Regions from separate parts of the Mus musculus genome. Here regions 1 and 2 are each linked to region 3. A link is a loop called in an ENCODE intact Hi-C map of the cell type or tissue named here. Cell type or tissue: heart. All regions are shown on one strand.

What was found. A loop is a pair of places that touch in the nucleus more often than their neighbours do. Peaks named below come from ENCODE experiments on the same cell type or tissue, not always from the same donor. Only the 100,000 strongest peaks of a DNase experiment are listed, where the experiment ranks them.
Region 1: a loop joins it to region 3, with 7 times the contacts of the local background. A loop is called at or near these places in 4 of 42 quality-filtered maps.
Region 2: it touches region 3 in a loop (4-fold over the local background); 2 of 42 quality-filtered maps call a loop at or near these places.

The regions. Positions count from the first base shown.
Region 1 is chr16:22,262,764-22,270,763 of GRCm38, forward strand. Tra2b (transformer 2 beta) reads right to left here and starts at 3,242. Exons shown (of 9, transcript NM_009186.5): 1 at 2,978-3,242. The coding sequence starts at 3,013. In heart, a CTCF peak has its summit at 3,254; DNase peaks (open chromatin) are centred at 2,618 and 3,258; H3K4me3 peaks cover 3,978 bases; H3K27ac peaks cover 3,132 bases.
Region 2 is chr16:22,803,081-22,811,080 of GRCm38, forward strand. It overlaps Crygs (crystallin, gamma S), which reads right to left. Exons shown (of 3, transcript NM_009967.2): 2 at 3,346-3,588; 3 at 2,123-2,511. The coding sequence ends at 2,239. It overlaps Gm30416 (a long non-coding RNA gene), which reads left to right. Exons shown (of 4, transcript XR_875953.3): 3 at 794-964. Among named protein-coding and RNA genes, the nearest start is that of Crygs, 4.3 kb to the right of the region's middle. In heart, a CTCF peak has its summit at 4,557 (motif pointing left); no DNase peak of the experiment used is centred here; H3K27me3 peaks cover 1,062 bases.
Region 3 is chr16:22,437,140-22,445,139 of GRCm38, forward strand. Etv5 (ets variant 5) reads right to left here and starts at 2,431. Exons shown (of 13, transcript NM_023794.2): 1 at 2,378-2,431. In heart, a CTCF peak has its summit at 3,283; DNase peaks (open chromatin) are centred at 1,392, 1,832, 2,662, 7,882 and 1 weaker place; H3K4me3 peaks cover 3,278 bases; H3K27ac peaks cover 3,719 bases.

The DNA.
Region 1 (8,000 bases), 170 kb before region 3:
AAAATTACTAGAAGAGATTTTAATTACACCAACTTTAAAATAAGTCAGAAAAAAACCACTCAACTCAATAAATACTACAGATAGCAAAGAATGAGAACATACTGCAACGGAGCTAACATCCATCCAATAAATTTTGTGACCAAACTAAACACTATTTCACACAATCAGTCTGTTTAGGAAACAACCTTGAAAGCCTAAAGGGTTTGAGGGAATCCAGAAGTGTGGCAGTGTCCACAGGAAGAGAGGTAGTCACTACTGAGATTCCAGGGAGCTTAACAATTTATACCATGTACATTATCAACTCCAAGGGTCTAGAAGTCAATGAAACTCATTTTCAGGTTCCAGAGATAGGTGGTTATACCAGGCATATCTAAGGCAATTACTTTGAACATGACTTTTACACTTATAATAAAAGGGAGGGTGAATCTGATAATCATCAGATCTGGTCTTGCTATGTTTGTGTATAAGGAGGCTACATGGCAGGCAAGCAATCTGAGTTACACAACCAGTCCTTAAACTACCCCTTATTCCTTTGGAGGAAAATGTTCAGTCTTACTAAATAATTTACCCAGATATCTTGAACTCTGAATCCTATCCAGGATAAGCAGCTAGGATTTACAAACCTGCAACACTCTGCCCAGCTTACCCTGAAGTATTTTTAAACCTCATCTCTGAACTTTTGTTTTGGCAAGCCTTCTTGAAAAAAGTTCAGCTAAATGTTTCAGTTTTCCACTCATCCCAAGATTTCAATTGAAAAGCAAAAAATTAAATTAAAAACAGGGCTGGAGAATTGGCCCAGCAGTTAAGAGTACTTACTGACTTTAGGAAGAGCAGGGTTTGTGCCCCACTACCCACCACATCAGGTAGCTCAAAATTGTACACATGGCCCAAAAAGGGGATCGTGCACACACCTCCAGGAGTTTTTAACCTCAGTACTCAGAAACCAGAGGCAGGAGAATCTCATGAGTTTGAAGCCAGCCAGCCTGGTATACATAATTTGAGTTTACCTCAATATTTGAGGTAAATACAATACAGGCAGAGCTACAACAAAGTCTCTAAAAACAAAAAATTTGAGTTTAAGTATTACACAACTTTCAAGTTTAGAAATAAATCAGAAAGTCGATTTTTAGTACTTTTTCCCCCCAATTATTTCCAATTAAGTAGTCAGGTCAGCAGGATGTGTTGATTCACACCTTAAACCACAGCATTAGGGAGGCAGAGGCAGGCAAACGCCTGGGGTTGAGACTAGCCTGGTCTACAGAGCTAAGTTCCAAGACAGGGACATAGAGTAACTCTACCTCAAATATTGAAAATCACCAGAAGGTGCATCTTACTAAAAACAAAAAAACCAAACCTCTAACAGGAGTAACAATTTCTCAGCTCTTTCAAAATGGTACCCACTTTCATTCAATTGCTTTTTTTCTCCCTTGAGTAATGTGACCCACAGCTAATACTAGGAAAAATTTCCACAGGTATGATGATGCATACCTATTTAGTCCCAAAGCAACAACAAAAAACTATTTGCTTTTAATTCTAAACAGACTAACTTCAACTTCGGAAGGCAGGCTCAACATCGTAAGGTACATGTGGGTGAAATTAGGAGCTCAAACAATACGAACTTACAAGTTGGGATGTAGTTTAGTAGTAGGGGCTTGCCCATCACTGAGACTAGGTCCCATTCTCCATTATCAGAAAAACAACATTCTGTCCCACTCCCCCATCGCTTTCTTTCCTTAGGTAAAAGGCACGCACTGGTTGACACTGAACTTTAAATTGTCTTAGGGACTCATCTCCGTATATAAAAGATTACATCCGTTCAAATTACTCTTTTTGGGTTCAAGTTCACCATGGAAGTCCAAGAATGCTCTCTACCAAACCGTCAAAGGCCTTTTAGAGTTTACTAACCAAAAAAATAAACTGTGAACTAGTGGTTAAGTGTTCCTGTGAACTTTTTGCGAAAATAAAAACGTTAGTACAGGAAGGGCAAAACAGCCATTCTTATGATGCTTGTAAGCCGTTTCCAAACTGCAATTACCTGTTCACTGAGCCCTGGACTTCCGCATCTTCACGTGACAGTTTTTAATCTAAACTCTACAGCCACGCCACATGCGCCTCATTTGTTCAGCTTTGGGGCTGGGTCTAGTCCAGGCCCATTGTATACAATCTAATCAACCTCTACCGATTTTCACCCTCTGGGAGGTGGAAGCTTAAAAATAAAATCCCGTCGACTTCAGAGTTTAATAGCGCCATCAATTGTCGCCAATGGTTTCTCCTTCCCAAGTCCCCCCAGGGGTAGGGAGGCTCTATACAACAACGCCTAACGACCTTGCGTTCTATTCCAGTAAGCTCTCAACAATGGGAGAAACGCTGTAGCACAAAGCCCTCCAACTAACGGGGCCCCCAATCCCCCTCAGCCGTTTCCGTCTCCAGATGCTCCAAGAGCCCCCTACAGCTAGCTGTCCCTTACCGGGACCAGGAGGCCCTCCATCAACCGAAAAGCATCAGTCAGTCCCCATAGGCTCCCGGCCACACGTGGCTTTTCTCCGCTTCACCCTTGGACCCCGGGTGGCGAGGCGGCAAAGCCTGGCTGCAGGGAGCGGCGGCTCCGCCATTTTGTGCCTCTGGCAGCGCGCCCGGCCCGCGAGCCCAAGATGGCTGCGGCGCGGCTTCGCAGGAGAGCAACGGCGAAAGAAGATACCGTTCCCATCCCCCAACGCCGACGGACGCCGCGGCCATCTTTAGCCTCCCCCCGCCCCGTAACGGGGGGAAAGGAAAAAAAAAAAAAACGGTCGTGGCGGGTGCGAGGCACACAGCCCGCCCGCGGCCTCCCTCCGACGAGAAGCGCCGGCCACCAGGCCCTCCGGCGCCCCGGCTCCCTCCGCACGTCAGGCTCCCGACACCCGGCTGCACCGGGCCGAGAGGCCTAGAAGAAGTAGCAGGGTGGGGACCGCGGCCGCCCGCGCAACTCCGCGCTTACCCGCTCGCCGTAGTTCTGCTCGCCGCTGTCGCTCATGACTCCGGGTCGCTGTCACCGCTACGGGCCTTTCCTGAAGCTGTCAAGCTCCCGCCTTCCTTACAGAGGCTCCGCCGCAGCCTAGCGCGACGCCACACTTTTGCGAGGAGCTCGAAGCCGACACGCTCCGCACCACCTCCGCACCGGTCTAACACTGCCGGATGTGACGCCACGCTCTTTAACCTGGTCCCACCCACTCCCCCGAAGGCGCGCTTTCCTGGCCCCTCCCACTTCGACGCGCCTTCCAACCGCTTTCTCCTGCAGGGGCGCTTCCCAAACCGGACGTGACGTCTACCTTACCGCCCTGCCCCTCCCCTCCCCTAGTACCCGGCCACAGCGTGGCGGGAAAGTGTGCGCCTGCCTTTGGGCGTCTGTTGTGGTCTCCTCGGGACACCGTGATGTCCGTAGCCTTGCCACACTCGTTTCTGGAACCTTCTAGAGAACCGTCCTGGGTGGAAGAAGAGAAGAGATGGTTGTACATTCCTCCATGCCTTTGTTCTGTCTCACTAGTTTCCTCTCCTTTTGTTCTCTCATGATCTAGGAGAGAACACAGCCACACACTGGATTCTCACCTCCCGTTTATTTAGACTTAATTCTAGAGCTTTCCTTCCTAAATAAAACCTCCATTTAAAACTCTCGCAATTTAAACCGGGCATTAATGGTGCATGCCTTTAATCCCAGCACTAAAGAGGCAGAGACAAGCAGATCCCTGAGTTTGGGGACAGCTTGGTCTACACGGAGAAACCCTAGCTCAAAGCAAACAAACAAATTGAGGTTTGAGACAAAGCCTCATTGTGTTGCCTGGGTTGACCTTGAACCCACCGTGTATGTTATATAGCCTAGGCTGATGTTAGGAATGTATTAACCCTTCTGGGTCAGCCTCCCAAATCCTGGGATTATAGTTATGAACTATCAATCCTATGGCCTGGTGTGGTAATACACGCCTTTAAGGCGGATCTCTGTGAGTTCCAGGTAAGCCGAATATACAAAGCGAGTTCCAGGACAGTCAGGATTACACAGAGAAACCTGGTCTCATTCCCCACCCTGACTCCCACCTGGGGAAATGGAAAGGAAAGAAAGAAATGGAGAAAGGAAAGCCAGGCAGGGTGGTGCACACTTGTAATCCTTGTAATCGCAGCATGAGAGGTGAGCCCAAGGACAGTTAGCTGTTTAAGGCCAACCTGGGCTACATGAGCGGGCCCCCTTCAAAAAGTGACACAAAACAGAAAATAATTCAAGAGAAACGGGCCTGTAGTAATGGATTTCTGTTTGGGAGAAGCCGCCTGCCCTCTAGCCTCTAAGGATAGCATGAAAGAACACTGAAGATATCTATAGAAAACCATGCCAAATGAGTTCTTGAGATGAATACCATTTTGACAGTCTTCTTGTTTGGTTTGGTTTGGTTTTTTTTTTTTTTTTTTTTTTTTTGGTTTTTCGAGATAGGATTTCTCTGTGTAGCCCTGGCTGTCCTGGAACTCACTCTGTAGACCAGGCTGACCTTGAACTCAGAAATCAACCTGCCTCTGCCTCCCAAGTGCTGAGATTAAAGGCATGCACTACTGCCCAGCGACAGTCACATAGCTTCCGTGAATATTCTGAGCTACAGGATGATCCAACACTCGCAGTTTCAATGAATAAAACAAAAGCTAATTAATGAAAGAACTGTAGTTAATCTGGCCAGCCCAGCTTTACACAGTCACCAACCACGTCATCATTTCAACGTGAGCTCATGTCCACCAGATGGTGTCAAGCCTCAACAAGACCAGACAGCCCTGGGCAGCAGCTCCACATCTGGCCAACATTACTAGTGCCAGCTACTAGTTCCAACAGCACTAGCCAACATCAGCTCCCTAATATTTACTGTCTAAGTTTTCTTCTTCCTGTACTATGGATCGAACCCACAGATTTACCATTCCAGGCAAGCACACCACAACTGTACTGTGACCTCCGTCCCTCAGTTACATACCCTTGCTTTTTTTTGGGGGGGGGGGCTGTCAAGACAGGGTTTCTCTGTATAGCCCTGGCTGTCCTAGAACTCACTTTGTAGACCAGGCTGGCCTCGAACTCAGAAATCCGCCTGCCTCTGCCTCCTGAGTGCTGGGACTAAAGGTGTGCGCCACCACACCCGGCTATACCCTTGCATTTTTAAGCTGCAGATATTCTGGATCACTTATTACTATGGTTTTCCCATTAGAGTTGGGTGTGGTGGCACACCTATAATCCCAGCACTTGAGGAATAGGGGCAGGAGAATCAAGAGTCCAAAATTAGAGCCAGAGGTGGTGGTGCACGTCTTTAATCCCACCATTTGGGAGGCAGGGGCAAGCCAGTTTCTGAGTTGAATGCCAGCCTGATCTACAGAGTGAGTTCAAGGACAGCTCAGGGCTACACAGAGAAACCCTGTCACAGGGTGGGTAGGTGGATGTGGAAGAATAGTTTCCTGGAGGTAATGTCATGGAAATGTTCCTCACTGTTCACAGTTGCCAAATTTTTTCAAATTTTCTTCATGGAAATTTGATGGGGGTGTTGGTATTGTTTTACATTTGTTCTTTCAGGTTGTGTGTGTGTTCAAAAGAGTGCACACATGAATCAGATCCCATTACAGATGGCTGTGAGCCACCATGTGGTTGCTGGGACTTGAACTCAGGACCTCTGGAAGAGCAGTCAGTGCTCTTAACCACTGCGCCATCTCATCATCCCCCAACACCTAGTTTTTGTTTGGTGTTTTTTTCAAGACCAGGTTTCTCTGTGTACCTTTGCCTCCCATGGAACTCACTATGTAGCTCAGGCTGGCCTTGGACTGAGATCTCCCTCTCACGTGCTAGAATTAAAGGCATTTGCCACCAGTGCCAGGCCCACGTGTTCTTTTGAGATAGGGTCTCTCCTGGATTCTGGGGCTTACTGATCAGACTAGCCCGGCTATCCTGCAACTGCAGCACTGACTATAAACCCTATAAACCGTCATCATCCCATATTTTTAATATGGGTTTGTTGTTGATTTTTTTAAGATATTGTATTAGAGGGCACTGGCGAGATGGCTCATTGTTCTTCCAGAGGACCCAGGTTCAGTTCCCAGCACCCACATGGCAGCTTGCAACTGCCTAAAACTCCAGTTCCAGGAGATTAATGGTCTCTTCTGTAATCCACAGATACTGTATGCACATGTGAACATAAAAACAAGCAGACAAAACACTCATGCACAGACAAATATTCAAAAATAAATAAATGAGCATATGTATACAACAACTATTTTGTGGATTTTATCCTTACTGGGACAAAATACCTTGCAAAGACAATATAAGGAAGGAAAGGTAACTGTGTGGTGGCTCAGGTTCAAAGGTATATTCACCATGGTGTGAAAGTCATAGTGGCAGCAACTGAAGAGGCCTGGTCACATTTCCTTGTTACCCAGAAGCTAAGAGATGAATACTTAGGTCATTTTCTCATTTTTATGCAGTCTGGGCCCAAACACTTGGATTAAGAGTTGGCCTTTAAACTCAATGTAGAAAACTTCTCATAGCCTTGCAGACTCTTGACTCATGGTGATTCTAAGTCTTGTGTTGACCAAGGTGTCATTACAATAACTAGCTTCTCTTTTTCCAACTCTAGACTTGCCTCTCAATTGCATAGTAACATATTACAGAATGAGATGGTTAGGGAAACTGCCTTCCCTTGCCAGGATAAGTAGGCAGGAACAGGGAACATCCATTGGAGATTCAGAGGAAGACCAAGAGCTTGATTTGTCTTCTGCTTTGTGTTGTGTTTTATAAAAAAAGAAAGAAAGAATCATAAATATGTTTGGTAGAAGTGCAGGATGGTGAGGTGGAAGGGGCTACCTCTGCTGGGGCACGCCTTCTTCTGAGGTAACAGACACACGATGGGTATAGTATAGAATAGAGTTTATTTAGGACATAAGAAGCGGAGTTGAGGGAATAGAGATAGAGAAAAGCAGAGAGGGAGGGAGGGAGAAAGAGAGAGAGAAGAGAAGAGAAGAGAAGAGAAGAGAAGAGAAGAGAAGAGAAGAGAAGAGAAGAGAAGAGAAGAGAGGAGGGGAATGGGAAGAGAAGGGACAGAAAGGGAAAAGAGTAAGTAAGAGGGTAAGAGAGGAGGGGCAAACAGCTCCTTTTATAGAGAGTCAGGCACACCTGGCTGTTGCCAGGTAACTGTGGGGTGGAGCCTAGAAGGAATGCCAACACTGGATCTACCTTCCTTTCTTTTTGGTGAAGGGGCCTAGCTACCACTTCAGCATCCCTGGATTGGTACAGTGCTTCATTCCTTCCAGCCCTTGGGTACTATCCATCTGTTATACATGCATTGTTTCAACAATGATGTACTGTGAACTTCATATTTGCTGGTACAGCTGGACACTAGGGTACTCTGGGAGGAGGAAACATGGTACCCTCGGGAGCAAACGCTCTAGAGAAGGAGGAAGCAGACAGTAAATGCATAAATACACATACATGCTTGTCACATGTTGGCAATACAGGCTTATGAAGAAAAGAAGCGGAGTATAAGGGGTAAAAAGAGACGCCTCTCATTTATAAACATCTTTTCCTTGAGAATATTAAAGTTCTGTTTCATATTATAACCACAGTTCACTTATGATAACAACATGGCTAAAATTTCAATGCTCGGGAGGTAGAGGCAGGAGGATCTGAAATTCAAAGTCATTTTCAACTACTTACCAAATTCCAGGCCAGCCTGGGATACAAGACCTTGTCTCAAAACAAATTAACTCTTGGACGCTATGGTGCATGCCTCTAATCCCAGCATTCAGGAGGCAAAAGCAGGCTTCTATGAGTTCAAAGCCAGCCACATAGTAAGTTCCATGAGAAAAATTGCAGAATCAGAATGAGTCTAGTAAATGGCAGAAACCAGCTGAACTTTACGAGGGGGAGGGGCCACACAAAGGGTGTGGTCATCCCTTAAGAAGGCCTCAATGTGCAGCTTGGTATTCACGTGGGTCCCTTAGCAAGTAGGGGTGGAGGG
Region 2 (8,000 bases), 370 kb after region 3:
GTATTCAATTCTCTCTGACAGCCAACATTTGAAACTAGGGGTCCACAGGTCCGTCCGTGGGAGACATACACGCTTACAATTCTTTCTTAAAACAGCACATGTAAATTTCCTTTGTGGGGCCCGTACCCCCATTTCTGAAGCCTACAGTGTCCCATGTGCTTTTAGCCTCACGTAGTTCGTTATGATTTGCCTTACTCTTGTAACAGGACGGTCGAATATAGCAAATGCAAATAAGGGTGATGTCACAGTATCAGACACTGATCATTTCTAGCATGCCCCATACGGCACTTAGGTCACATTTATATTTATATCCCAGTATTTGGTCTTTATTAATACTGTTTCTGTATTTAATCTGGCGGTTCTCCCCTTGACATTACATGTTGAGGAAGTAGACTCCATATTTGGGAAGTACTCAGTCTTATCTCAGAAGAATGCTTGAGATAGAAGAAAGCTAACAAGGTTTTAGGATAGCTCTGCCTTTGCTTTCCTGAGATGCTGTTTCAGAGAAAACAATTAAAGGTAGGTGGAGTAAATTCAGGATAATCACTTCGCTGTCGGAGTGAGGTTGATGGCAGCCCTTGACTCTGACAGCAGCGAGAAAGAGCCCTACCCAGAAGGACTGAGGTTTATGAATAGAGGATAGAATTGGCTTTTTGGCCTTTAGTATCAAATGCCTGTAAAATCCCTTTTAAGCAGAGTTAAGAAGTGCACCTGTGGCTTGAAGAGCAATGACCGCCTCTCTGAATCAGGGCATTAACTGACAAATCTGTTGTTTTATGTTTGCCTCCCTCAGACTGTGTGTAGCCGTCCCGACAGCGCTCTCCTGGATTGCTGTCAGCGTTTTCTGATGGCTCGGAACACATTGTGATGAATGCCCAAGGAACAAAGCAATGGTTGCTATGGATGAGGAGGCCGTCAATAAGTGTGCTACCACAGCCTCAGTTTCCCCAGTGGAATGTGACTGGTAAGATCTCTGAGGTCATTGCCAGAGACAGCTCTTCTAAAAACCATGTCAGTAACATTGGGTATTGGCCAATGTTTTCAGTGTCCTTTCTGGCCCAATGTGTTCAGTGGTGAGCAGTTGGTGTGGGGCTCTTATATGGGAGATGAGGTGAGTTAGCTTCTTGGCAGAGCGGCAAGGTCCAGAACTGACAGTCCAGTCAACTACGGGGCTGGGGCCCTCAGCAGCTGTGTGCAGTGTCCCATCCTTTCCCCTCAGTGTGCATCTGCCTTACATTTCTCAAAGTCCTACTGGCTACATGAGAAGATTATAGATATGTAGTATGCATTGGCATTTAATGTGTCATTTGGGGGAAAGACCCTAGAAGACATGAGCTTTGTCATCTCTTTAAAAGGCAGGTAATTTGAGCATCTCCCTGAAATCTCAAATACCCTCTAGCACTCTAGGGATGGATGCTGTGTCTGCACCAGGACTCAGTGAGCCTCAAGACTGTCCAACTTCCTTTCAAATACCGCAGTGAGTTCTTTTACTGCAAACCCACAACATCTGGATCTTAATTGAGGGACATTAGGCCGTGGCTTGGCTACTCACAAGTAACAGGCCTGGTTTTATTGCTTGTTGTCCATAAGGATCCTCTTTCTGGAGAGAAGCTGAAGTGGGAGCCTACACCCCCACATTTTACATTGGTTGGGGTCCTTCCCTCACTCACACTGCACTCAGACCTCCAGCTACTGAGCTGAATGAATGAGCTGGAAATTAAACAGTGGCTTCTGAAACCGAAATGTCTTCAACAAAGCTCTACTGCTATTGGCCACATGGTGGATGCGATCCATTTTAAAAATGTTTTCTTACGTCTCAGTTTTCTTAATTGTAACGTGTAGACAGACTACTATTCTTAAAGGGTGGGGTGAGAAGAAACAGATCATTAGTATAGGTGCGCTCCGTAAAGGGCAGCTCCGATTTTTGGTGTTGTTGAGTTAATGCAAAACACAAACAGAAAGAGCCTCTATGTGGAAGTGAGATTTCCTAACCTTCTATGCAGTCTTACTTGAATGCACTTTCTTATCTGAAAGATGAACTGCTCCGTGTAAATGCCCACTGTGGAGGGAGCCCAATTGCTGGTCCCTAAAAGCAATTAAGAAGAGGCACAATAGTCAACGATGGGATGCATTCCAATGCTTTTATTTACGTTGTCTATTTGGACCACAAGCCAGACAGCAGAGTTCAGCCCTCAAGTTCAGCCCTCAGGGAGAACTCTATGGTCCCACTCCAGGCCATCACTCCACAATGCGGCGGAACGACTGGATAGCGGGGGATGCCGCACCCCAATCGACGGGCTTCCGGTACTCCTTCTTATCCAGAAGATACTGTCTGCCACGGTAGTTGGGTAGCTCATAGAAAATCCAGGTGCCTTCTACCACCTTACAGGAATGAATCTCTCGCAGGTGAAACTGCTCCATGATAGAAGGACAGTCTTCCGTGGTTTCGTACATCTGACCGTTGAAGTCGCCCTTTTCAAAGACCTGAATCTTAGCCTGGCCTCCGCTAGACTGAAAGCAACAACAAGACCAACAAAAAGAAATGAACAGCCATTGTTACAGAAATCATTAGCATGTCAGGAACTCGGGGACAGCTTGGTGCACAGCCTCTCATCCTTAAGGGAGGGTCATCAGAACTCTGGTTGCCACCATGAAATACCAAAAGGGTGGACTAGCACAATTGCGATAAACATCTATGAGGGAGAGAGAGTCCTTGAACAACTAGTATTTACTCTCTACTTGATCTCAGCCACGAGGCTGAGAAGTAATGCCATTTAGTCTACTGATGAAGTAAACTAAGATTCTTATTTCATTCAACGAAGAAGAGGTAGGAAGACTTAGGAAAGGGCTGTGGGGAGACGGGAGTGGATGGAGAGATAGCTCAACAGTTAAGTACATGCAGCTCTACCAACAGACCGAGTTCAGTTCCCAAAAGCTCCATCCAGCAGCCCATATCTAATCTGCCTGTTAACTCCAGCTCTAGAGGAGCCAACACCCTTCCCCAGCCTCTGAGGGTACCTGCATGCAAATGTGTGCGAACACACACACACACACACACACACACACACACACACACACACACACTCATAAAAACAAAATCTTAGCCAGGCGTGGTAGCACACGCCTTTAATTCCAGCACTTGGGAGGCAGAGGCAGGCGGATTTCTGAGTTCAAGGCCAGCCTGATCTACAAAGTGAGTTCTAGGACAGCCAGTGCTACACAGAGAAACCCTGTCTCGAAAAAACAAAACAAGAAAACAAACAAACAACAACAACAACCAAAACAAAAAAACGAAAGGAAGGAAAGATGCGGGGTCGTGGCCACATAGCAAGCTTCCAGACTCACCAGATGAACAGCTCGGCAAGAGCCCAGGCGGTCATTAAGGCCCATCCAACGCTGGTATTCAGGGTACTCGCCCTGGGGTAAGATGTACATGTGCCCGGAGAAGTTGGGCCTTTCATACACAGCCCAGGTGCCTCCCTCTACTCTAATGGAGTTGCAGCGACTTAGGTACGAGCGGAAGTCTGCGCAGTCGCAGTCGCAGTCATAGCGGCGGCCTTGAAAATTTCGGTCTTCGTAGAAACTAATCTGCACACAGAGCACTGAGTGAGCTGAGGAGCTGGGCGGCTTTGCACACAGATAAAAGCGACAAGCACACTGTCGAATTAGATTGGCTTTCCTTCTACTGTGAAGAAAAGCACACAGTTCTACTTTACCTCACATTTGGCTTCTGGCAATCTTATCAACAAATGGGACAAGAACTTTCTTAAAATGGAACAGAATAAAAGAATGTCCTGATAGAAGCCAGTAGTTTTGGACCAAGTGGCATATTTAAAGTTCCCATAGCCCTCTACTTACCACAGTATATTATAAATGTCTGCTTATGCGCCGGACCCGCCCGCCCACCAGACTCCTCTTAGATTCTCCCAAGGGTAAAGACTTGGACCCAAGGGTAAAGACTACAGATCACCTGGACCCAGAAACAGCCAACAACGCCTCAACAAATGCGCCGTGAAGATGACCACGTCATGAATGGGCACAGGTACAGACGAAAACACATCATGACTGCAATTCGGAGAGATTGAGGCAAAAGTATTCTTTGCTTCGAAGTCTTACCAGTTTCTACCACAGGACCTGGAGTGTCTTGTGGCACTGGGAACAAGTTGCCACGGAGAGCCAGACATAAGCCCGTGCTCTTGAACTACTCCTGCTGAATCAGCCCGGCTATCCTGGGGATCCAGGATATCCAGTAAGGCATTCCTGGGGACGTCGGTTTCCCACTGGTCCAAAAGCATGACCCAAATACACTCACTGTAAATGTATAGTAATTCAAACCAGAGCTCAGAATGCTTTCTAGTTGAAATCGGGGACACCTGATAGGAACACTGGGGGTTCATAAATCGTTTCTGAATATCACTGTGAAATAAAAAAAAAAATAGGTCCCCCCCCCCCCCCGTTGATCAGTAATGCCTCAATCAGAAAAATACTAATTATTAGGAAAGGGAGAAGTGTTAATTTCTTGGCGTTATGCTGCCACCTTGTGGCTGATTTGATTTATCGGCTTGGCAGAAAAGCGTCGTCGTAAAGGTGCAGAGGCAGGTAGTCCTCGATTTTTTTGGTGAGCTTAGCAGGGTAAGTAGCTTTCCAGAAGCAAAGAGCACAAGACGATAAAGATGCATAAAATACGTGAGGCACACAGCCTACCATAGGAACTAGGGAATAGTGAGCGTCTGGGGTTCCCTCGTGCCTGTAAACGCCAAGAGCAAGAGGATAACGCAGGGAGCTGCAATGGGAGAGCACTCTCAAGGAGCCCAGGGGGTGGTGACTCATTAGATGGAGAGAATGCACAGATTCCCAAAGGGCACACGATCCTTTCTTCAGTCCTGGGTGACTCTTCAGCAGGTGGCACACCCAGAGTTGTTTCATTCTGCCTTAATCCTTCCGGTTCCCTTCCTGTCCCGATTCTCTCACCTCTATTTCCTGTTCCCTAAAAAAACCAAACAAAACCACACACACACACACACACACACTCATTTCATTTCCTCTCTTCAATTTTGTTTTTCTGCTCCCTCGCTCAGTTTAGCACAGGTGAGTTAGAGGTATATGATACCTGTTTACAGATGAGAGGGAAAAAATTCCAGCACCGCTTACTAGCTATGTGACTTTGAACAGAGCATCGAGCCTTCCAAATCTGCAAAACAAAGTAACAGTGCCTTTCTACAGAGGGTGGCCTGAGGGTAAAATAGTAGTCAAGTATAATACTTGACTCAAAATTGCCAATGAAGAAGGGGCTTACCCAGCTGGAGGAGCTACAGGCAATTAAATGGATCCTGGGAAAGGGAGAGTCATATTTCTGGGTGGAGAAGACATTGGTTCTCATCATTCCTAATGCTCTGAAGATTTGATACAGTTCCTCATGTTGTGGTGACCTTCATCCTTTAAATCATCTTGTTGCTAACTTTGTAACTGTAACTGTGCTACTGTTATGAATCGGAATGCAAATAGTTGATATACATGGTATCTGTGATCACCACAGGTTGAGAACCACCCCTCCAAGCTGTCTTGCTCAAGTAAATAACTCACAGCCATGCTCAGGCAAGAAACCCTAATGACATGCAATGGGGCACACACACACACAGACAGACAGACAGACAGACAGACACACACACACACACACACACACACACACCTTAGCACACCCTACACAAAGCTAGGAAGCGGGATACAGGAAAGAGGCTTGCTGGGCGTGGAAGAGGAATGGGAGAATGGGAGATGAATGTGACCAAAGTACATTTTACCCATGTGCAAAACTGTGAAACACATTTGAAAAACCATTTAAAATACATCTGGTTTAGTCTGTATGTTAAGTGTTTTCAGGGCTGTTTGGTACTGGGTAACCAACTGGCGTGCTCTTCTCTGGGGCAGCCTGTTTCTTCTGCTCTCCGAATTCCTTAGTTGCCTGTAATTCTTTGGTTAGGGCTGAGGTCCCCTGAGCTCTCCTCCTTTCACCTTAGCATGTCTGTTAATGTTGTCCTTGTGCAGGTCATATTTAGGCAGCCAAGGATTAATACTTTAAAGAGCAAGCTGTTCTCATTGTTACGGACAGAGATAATTTCCAAAGGCCACTACCTATTCAAGGATAGCTATAGCCTGTAGAGTGTCGAGTTTATGTGGGCCATTTTCTCTTTCTTCCATCTTCCCACCCACATGATGTGACTTAACAAGGCAGCATTTGCTCTCTGAACACTTGGTGGGACTGGCCCTGCACTCATGAGCCTTTGTATTGTGACTGATGAAGGGATCTTCAAGAAAATCCAGTAACTTCTCCAAGAACGGACAGGTTCTACAGGACTTCATCTCTATGCTGAATTGACTTTTGAGCCAAAAATGATTTTGTGAGAGCTAAAGAAAATATGGGATGTGTTTTAGTTCATTGATTCCCAACATTTATGCCTCATCTGCACATTTGCCTTATACCAATGTCCGGGACATGAAATATGCACAGGGCCACCATGTTGGATACCTTCCCAGGCTAGCCAGCCATTCCATGTCAAACCAAGTGTGCATTTGTTCTTAATGGAGTCGTTTCTGGGCTCCAGCCCAAACTCTCTGTTCAGCGGATGAAGGCTGCTCCATCTATGCACAATTCCTACTTATAAAAGAAATGTGGAAGCCATCCAGTCTATATCCATCCATTCTATAGCCAATGGAGAGATTGTGGTCTTTTCACATAAAATTTGGAAGAGAAAAAAAATCAACATCAAATGCTGGTTTTCCTAGAAATCACTATAAAATCCCTGTCACATTTAGTTTTGAAAAATAGCCTACCAACCCAAGCAGAAAGAAAAATATCTCGATTATCTCAGTGGTTAATGAAAATATGCCTAACAAAACCTGTTGTTCTTGCTGAGCCCATGGTGCCGCTGATCAATCCAGTGACAAGATGGTGAGAACAGAAGGGTAGAGAGAAAGAACGGGTATTTATTTACATGATGTCTATGCATCAGCCTTCCCTCAAGGCTCTTCAGACTTTTCAGTAGGACCAAGTGATGTATATTACAGCACTGGACATCTGTCTGTCTGGATGTGTGCTGTATCTGTCAACTGAGGAAAAAGTGCTCAGGCACAGAACCTTAGGTTAACAGCCACCTCCTAACCCCATGCACTGGAAAGCATACAGTATCACCTGCATAACTTCTTGCTAGCCACAGTCTAAAGATGAGGAAACCGTAAGATGAATCTAGATGGGGTTTCTTCAACCCACCTGGCCTGAGCTTTGTAAAGTGTCCATGTCTCAGGAACAACAAAAGCTGAAGACTCTGTGGTACAGGCTCAGGAGAGGGAAAGACCCGGAGCAAAGACAAATAATCAACTAACTGCATGTACCATGTGACCGTACATGCTCTATCACCCACACCATGTGACCGTACGTGCTCTATCACCCACACCATGTGACCGTACGTGCTCTATCACCCACACTTCTGGGGTCAACTGGAGAGGCGAAGTATGATCTGGATGTCGGGGATCTGTTTATTCAAGGGGGGGGGGAACTTTGTCTTTAGGAGATACGTATTTAAATATCTGTCATCAATGCAATGAAGTCAGCTACTTTTCAAATGGTACAATGGAGATTCACCAAATGTTAACAATTGGATTCACTGCATATTTCTCTTAAGTCTTCCAAGATTAGTAAATCTAAAAGCAAAGAGTTGGCGGGGCCCAGTGGGGGGATCAGGCACTGCACAGTGCCTCGGCCCTCCAGAGTTATTGACTACTACAGAAGCAAACCCCCTGAGCAATCACCTTCCGACAAGCAGTTGGGTCAAACGTTGGTGAAGATTCTGCCTAGAAACAAGAACCACTTGAATGCAGAAGTGCTGTAAGATTTAGTTCACTGGCCTGGCCTCTCCGCTGGCCTTTTGGAACAGTAGCATGTGAGGCTAAATTACCGAGAAAAGAATGCTGACTACTGATGTTTTCTACTGTAGTCTTTGCCATGT
Region 3 (8,000 bases):
ATTTTGTAGGTATATGGTAAAAATACTAAGTACAGTTCCAGGAACAAACTGATCAAAAGTATACTTTCTTCACACACACACACACAATTCTTTATTTAAACCCAAACCGTCTGTCCAAACAGGTGTGTATACCTGAAATGACACAGCATCTCCATGGCAACCTACAAAGATTAGCTGCCATCTACTCAATTTCTAAAATAAAACATCTATAAAAATGAGAGATAAAGGAAATTCAGTTCCACTGCACATATTTAAACATTTCTACCAAAAGGCCAAAAAAAAAGGAAAAGAAACAGAAAAACAAAACACCGTCATTGAAATCTTTCAATGCAAAAATATCCATGAAAAGAAAACTCCCTGTTCTACAATGACCTCAAATCTTCAACAAAATCAGTCAACCACTGGTAAGAGCTGGGCTTGGAACTAAATCAAGAGGGGAGACACTTTTCTAGCGTGGGAGGAATTAGCTAGCAAGTTTAGGTGTTACCTTCCTAAACACTTAATTTTCCAAATAAAAACTCAGGTCAAAATAATGGGGGCATAACAAGTATTTATTCACCTCAGGTCTGAATAACAGACAGGCCTAACTAGCATTTTCTTTTAAGTTGTACACAAACTAGGGAACACTTTTCACAGTAACCATTTCCATCTGACTTGTTTTTCACGCTGTGAGCACCATATCAAATTTTCATAAGTGAGCAGGATACAAGAAAACCCTTCACAGCCAGCACTTGGCCCAAGTAATCAGATATTTTCAAAGTCAAAGGAAAGAGAGTTCGCAACTTCCTAGAAAAACACTTCTGCCAGCTTGCCTTCCTTCCACACAGTGCAAACATCGTTCAGAATGAGGCCTCTCTTGAATGTCACCAACCAGGACCCAAATCTGAGAATCTTTAGTAGACTGTGGAGAAGAAAGAATTCTGTGCTGTATTTTTAAAAATTTTGACTAAGTTGTGGCCTCAGAAATTCTTAAATGTCTGTTGTGGGTTAAGAGAACAACGTGTAGGAAAACCAGAGGATAAAATATTTTTAGAAGCTCATGATGCGCAAAAAAATATCCTTTGAAAAAAATCGGTAAAAAGAAACTTCCCTAAGAGATTCCAAAAGCAGCAGCAAGGATCTTCTAAGCAGCCCTTCGAGTTCAAGAGCTGGAAACGTCGTGTTCAAAGTATCTTTTAAAAGCCTGCAGGGAAGGCTTCGGTTCATCCTGGAGTTTAAACCACTTCCTTTGTGTCGTCGTAGTCGCTCCCCCCCCCCAGCCCCCAAATCCAGGGTGCCCCCAGGAAAACTTTAACTGGGCGCAGCGACCGGATCGAGGCCCCTCCCCGTGGCGCGCAGCGAGCCTGGTTTTATGAATGGGAGATGGAGCCGCGGCCGCCACCGCAGGTAGAGGCTGTAACTGGATCCCTCGCGCCCGGCCCCATTCACAAAACAAGACACACTTCCACCCAATTCCCAGCCTTCCCATTCATGAAAACTCCTTCAGCTGCGCCCCCGCCCCCACTCCCAACGCACGCTTAGCCTCCGACGCAGGCCCCTCACCCCAGCGTTTTAGGAAGAAAGCTCAATGCTTCATTCACAAAAAAAAAAAAAAAAAAGGGAGAAAAAAAAAAAAGCCTCAGAGCTCAGAGCCCAAGAAAGAAACCTGCTTCATTCATAAAGTCACCCACATTCAGAAAACGAGGTGCAGCGCTGGCCGATACCAGCAGCCTCATTTGCTCCTGATCACACATGCCGCCTCCCCTCATCACCCCCTACTTAATCAGTACCCCCTTTGCGGGGGAGACCCCGAATCATTCACGAGGTTCCAGCACACTCTCGGCAGCCTCGGAACCGGTTCTCTCTTCCCCCAGGCCGTGGCTCAGGCGGCCCCAATACCCTCAGCCCTAAGAGGAGGGAGTGGGGGGCTGCGGGCCCGCTGCCCAGTCTCCAACTTGCCAGGCCTGCAGAAGTTCGGGCAGATCCTGCACCCTCAGGCTGCACATGTCGGTGTCATTTAACTCTCGGGGTTCTGAAGCAGAACCCCTGAAACTGCTGCTCGCCTCCCCCCACCCCCCATATTAAGAGTCGCGGAGCGTTTCTTCTCGCGAGCCTCCCAGGGCCCTCGGGGGCCCACAACTTCGCGCCCCGCACCCCGTTCTTGCACCCCGCTTCTGTAGCCTGAGCCGGGCACCCCGCTCCCTGCACCCGCTCCAGCACCCCGGGTGCCTCCTCCGCGGCGTGCGGAAACCCGTTCTCCGCTCGCTCCGGAACCGCTAGCCGCCCCCGCCCGAAGCCTCCCAGGAACCGAACCGAACCGGGCCTCGGGGGGAGGGGGCGGCTAGCTCCGGGAGTCACCCCAAGCACGCCCAACTGAGGACCCAGAACCAGTCCGCACCTGAGCGGCCACTCCGCGCGCCCGCCTGCGCGCCTCCGTGGCGGGCTGGGCCGCAGCGATCGGGGATGAAGACCGCTCTGCGCGCCGGCCTCCGGACTCTGCGCCGCCCTGCAACCCGCTGCAGCACTGGCCCGGCCCCCGCCGGCTCCGCCCGCCGCCATTGGCCCGCAGCCCAGAGCACACACGTCCCCATTGGTCGGCGGCCATCCCCGCGGCTGCCCATCACCTCTTGTTTACCCTGTCTTCAGGCAAATCCAGCTGGGCCGCCCCATCATCTGCGGCGCCCATTGGCTAACGGTCGGCCTCCCTCAACGCCCTCAGAGGTCTGTTTTACATAATTTATGCGCTGGGCGCCATTGACCAATCAGCACCGGCTTGTTTATATAATGAATGTAAGGACGTTTTTCATTCATAAAAAACGCGACCTGAGGGGGAAGCTTAGCTGAGTCAGTGAAGCTCTTAAAGGGGCCACTCGCGAAGTTCCCCCTGGCCTCGGCCTGCACCGCTCCTCCCGCCACCCCCGCGCGGGGCCGCTTGGCGCCAGGCGTTCGCAGCTGCAGCAGCGAGCTAAGTTATCATTTTAGAACTCAGGCGAGAGGAATTCGTCATTCCACACACAGAAACTCGCTGACCCTGCCTGGGCGTTCGGCCCATAGAAACACAAAAAACGGAAACCGAGCCCTCTAATCTTAGCTACCTTGAAGAGAAGCCTTAATTTTTTTTTTAAACCAGGTTTCCAGTGGGAAAAAAAAGTAGTTACCTTCCTTTAAAAACCTGAGCTTTTCCAGATCTTAGTGATGTACCCATGTTGCCAAAGCCTAAGGCCCGACCCGATCGCGTCTTCTCGGGCTAATAATTGCCTCTGAGCTCTACAGGCAAGAGGCTACAGCCAGAAACCCGGTTCGTGGATCGCACCGGGCCGGTAGAGGGCCTTGGAAGCACAAATCCCTTTGAAACGTGCGTGCAGTTAGACCGCTTGCTTCTCTCCCGGGCTGCTTGTTTTCCATTTAAGTGTTGAATGCAAGATGGTGTGTTTGCGAATTAGATCCCGTGCAGCTGGGAACCGGGAGAAGCAGTGTTGCTTGCCAAAGGATCGGGCATTGACTGCAGTTGTTGAGATTCTTAACAGGGTGTTCCAGGAAACAAATAAAACAATCCTCTGCCCCTTCCAACTCCTCGTCCTGCTCCTGCCACCGACAATGGCCGTTCTCTTCTTTTCCCAAGGACGCTAGGGTGCTTGTGAACGAGTTCTGTTCTCTACTAACCGGGCAGCAAGGTGTCAGCGTTTGGAGAGTTGAGCCTCAGCAAAGCGGGTCCCAAGTTGTTACCCTAAGGGTGCCCAGTGCCCCACAGTGAAACACGTGGTGTGGATTTCTAGTCCGCGGCCTTTCCCCCCTAAGCTTGTGGATCAGAGCTGGTACTTGGTGTGTTGATTACAGTCCTTGACCAGTTTGAATGCTGGGATGAGACCTGCACCCAGGTTCAGTGGGCTGAGTTATCGGTTTTGCCGGAGACTGGGAAGGGCACCAGTTGAAGTGTGGGCAGGTGCTTTGAACTTTTAACGAGCAGTTCCTTGATATTTAATTTCCTGCCTGAGCACAGTGCTTCCCTTAGCTCCTATTCTAGTTGGTGGCTATAGAGTTTGTCCTCTTGTACCCGTGTTCCCAGCTTGTTTCTGACGTCCTGAAGGCTTTCAATTCAGCAAGGCCCACACTAGTTCCAGATCCTCTCTCACCGGCTTGGTCCCATCACCGCCATCCCTCCCTGTTCTCATCCCAGGCCAACCTCCTGCCTGGTTGAAATTTCTTCAAGAATTTCCTACTCCCCTTTGCTTAATTGTCTCAGATCCCAGTCCTCTAAAAGTTCTGTGGCTTGCTGTATCAGCTCCAGTGCAGGCCTCTTCACAGTGGTTCCTTCACATTCCTTACACTCCACGCCTGGAGTGTGGCTGTTGTGACCTTTGCCTCAGACCGAAGCTCTCCATTCCTCCTTGAGAAGAGAAATTTGAAAGTGTGTAGCAATAAACAGGGGCTAACTGGAATGAGGGAAAGTATTGTGTGTCATACTTGATTTATGTATTTGTTACTCTTTGAGACAGGACCTTGATACGCAGCCGGTTTGGCCTGGAACTCACTATGTAACCCAAACTCACCTCCAGCTAGTTGTCTATTCTTCCCCTCCTCCTAGGTGTTGAGAAGGCAGTCATGTGCCCAGGAGTCCTGGGTAGTTATGGTAGTTTGGGAAGATCATTGAGAACTTGCCTAGAAGGCACAAAGTCCTGGGTTATAGACCCAGCACCACAGAAAAGAGAGAAGTTGATAGCCACAGTATCATATGTGGGGAATTATGCTTCATTAAAGCTATTGGTAACTAATAACTTAGTCATCCAGCAAACATTTAGGATGTACCAGATATTCAGCCAGATCCTGTGCTGGGCTATAAATAAATAAATAATAAATAAATAACATAGAGATGAATGATCTCCAGGGGTTGCCTTGGGCAGCCCGTAGTCACACAGCCCTCCACAGTCTAGCTATGTCCCCACAGTGAGGCAGTGAGAAGACATTCATCACTATTAATATCTCCATTCTACAAATGAGAAACTGAGGTGCGACAGGAGTCCCACCCAGCAAGGACATCCGAACAGAGTCCAGAGGCCAAAATGGCTTCCACTCCTCTCTTGCTTCTCTATCCCCATTCACATCCCACTGTCTTTCTCTTGTTATCTCTGCCAGATAGGAGAGTTAAGGGTAATACGAGAAGTTTCTAGTCTAATGCGCTGGATCTCCGCTCCTAAGAACATATTTACATAGGGGATTTGTAGAACAAGTGCTCTAATTATCATTCCTTCCCCTCCAGGAGAGAAACAGTTTTGGAAAAGGAAACAAAAAGAGGCCCACCCCCTGGGACATTCTTCTTGTGTCAATCTAGCCTTTGTCCTTGGGCAGTAGCAAAACTCGGTCACAATGAGAAACTAGACGCCTGTTCTTCACCAAGTTCAGTTTGCAGCGTCAGTTAGAGGAGGCAATGAGGGCGAGGGGAAGGGAGGAAAGGAGGCCCCAAGCCTGGCTGCTTGCCTCCTTTTACAGGTCTGCTTTCTACATGGCCCCTACAAAATGCCAAAGCAAGCTAGAGTGTAAGGCCCACAACCCACCTTTAAGCTGGTATCCAAACTGATGGACGTGCTCCGGTTGTCCCTATATCGCCTTGTGCCTCCTGTTTCACTATGGCAAGTGTGGCCCTGGGGTGCGGGGACATAACCAAGGATGTGAAGACAAACACTAAATGGGACAGAGATGTTTTCTTCAAGGGAAAGGTCAAGAATTCAGTCTTATTTTCTAAGATTTAGGAAGAAGTGCCCTGAGGCCTGAAAGAAAAAAAGAAAATATTCCACCGTCTGTGTCTCTTTAAACAAATCGGTGTCCTGTTGCTCCTTCCAGCCAGGGGATAGTGAGGTCCCACCGTTACTAGAAACTTCCTCTGTTCAGTTCCACATAAACAGCATTATTTCAGCCTGTAACCCTCTGCGCATGCACCATAACGATCACCTCTATAGGTGAAGAAACTGAGGCACGGAGATATCACAGAGCGGGAGAGGGTTATGGTCCAAGTGCCATGTGTCTTAACAAGGGTCTCAGCTAGTGGTTCTATTTTGAGGGCAGCAAAATGTTTAGGAGGTGGTAGAATTGGGTCCTGGGGGACAGACTTTTAAAGGTTGCAGAGCAGACCCTGGCTTCAGAGCATCCTTGCCACTTCTCGGTAAGAAGTTCCTCCTCAGCCATGGTCAGAGCTGCCCTTCCTGCTCAGCCAGACCAGAACTCACTAAGCCAAAGGCCAAAATAAATCTTCCCTGCGTTCAATTGTTTCAGTTGAGGTAATCTGGTCACAGTGACTCCAAAATTAACTAATACAGAGAGTGTATCACACAGGGTTTCCCCAGAGCCTGCTATTTAATCACAAGGCTGGGCAGCCCAGTCCGTTAGAAGCTGTACGATTGAACACAAAAAGCCTGCTTTGGAAGAGCCAGACTCTATTTGGAGACTTTGCCTAAATTAACTCGCTTGATCCTTCTATCAACCCTATGATCTGTATCCCATCAGGCTCCTGTTTGCTAGATGTGGTAAGTAAGGCACAAAGGTTGGGAAATTTTTTTTCAAGGGCATGTAACTAGTAAGAGAGAGACTCGTGAGCTGAATGTAGGAATGTAGATCTTAAACAAGGCCTTGCTCTCTGGCACTCTCCTGCATTAGTTCCCATCTGAGGTTCCAACTCTTCGTGTGCCGCTCTCACAAGAGTAGTTCCCAGGAAACTTGCTCCAGAAATCCCACCTAGGCTTCGTTGGCATTATCCTGGGCCAGCAAGGATACACCTTCATGAAACCCACATCAGAAAAAGAAATTGTATTTCCTGAGCATCTTCCATGTCTTAGACACTCCACATGCAGTGCCTCACTCAGTGTCCCCAACCCCTCTCACAAGCAGCACTAAAACACAATTTGCTGCTGGAAAACTAAGATTCAGTGATGTCTTCTAGTCTCTACACATGCACACACACGTGTACACACACATGCACACACAATTGTACCCACACTGGAACACGCACACATGCATGTCTGTGATGTCTCATGTGAAGCAGCATGCCAGCTGGAATGCACTGTTCCTGATGCTATGCTATGACTGGAAGGCTGGGAGGAGCCCATATCCCTCTCCTGGCTTTATTTCCTGACATAGTCTCCCTCCTGTCCTCTGCTAAAACTCCAGTCTAGATGTTACCAAACAATCGCTCTCAGGGAAATCTGAAGGAACATGAGAAATTAAGACTTCTGATAGGGGGAGGATGTCTTCCTTAAGCCCCACCCCTCTACCAATACATACATACATACATACCCACACACATACATACATAAAAACATAAATGGCTTCACATTGCCTTTCATAACCAGGTCCCACTCTGAAACAGCTCTGGCAGATCAGTAATTCCATGAGTTTCTTTTGAGCCCATCCCCCACCTCTAGCTACAGACATGACTGCTTGTGGAACCAGTCACATGCCAAGCTCCCTCCCCACCCCCCCCTCTCTCAAGCTTGCTCCTTCTCCCTCCTTCCTCCCCCCTTTCTCTCACGCTAGCTCCTTTTCCCTCCTTCCTCCCCCTCTCCCCCCAGTAGAATTGCCTGCCCCACATGAGAGACCCTCGGGCTACGGGGCTTTGAAGGGAACCTGTGTCTGCTCTGTTTCGCTGCTTCTTCTCCACCTCCTCTGACAACCAGAACTTGTAGTTAAAAGCGGGAAGTCTGCAGTCCCTTGGTGCCTTATGTTCATCTTAGTCTTTTTCCTCTGATCTGGCAGCCTAGAAACCCCAAACCAAGCCAGGCATGGTAGCTCATGCTTGCAACCCCCGGCCCTTTGCCAGCCTTTTGGAAACCTTCAAAACAAACGAGTTTGAAGTGGGCGTGGAGAAGGGCTCCGTGGGTTCAGAGCAAGGCCTGATGTGCCTGCCCCAGTGATTCTGTAGAGGAACTTGATGTGTGGACTCGGCAGATTCTATTTTGACTGACTAGAGTCTGCTTTTTGCTTCCTTTTATGCCCTTGGTGGTGAGTTTCATATGAGCAGAAGTTGGGCCTTG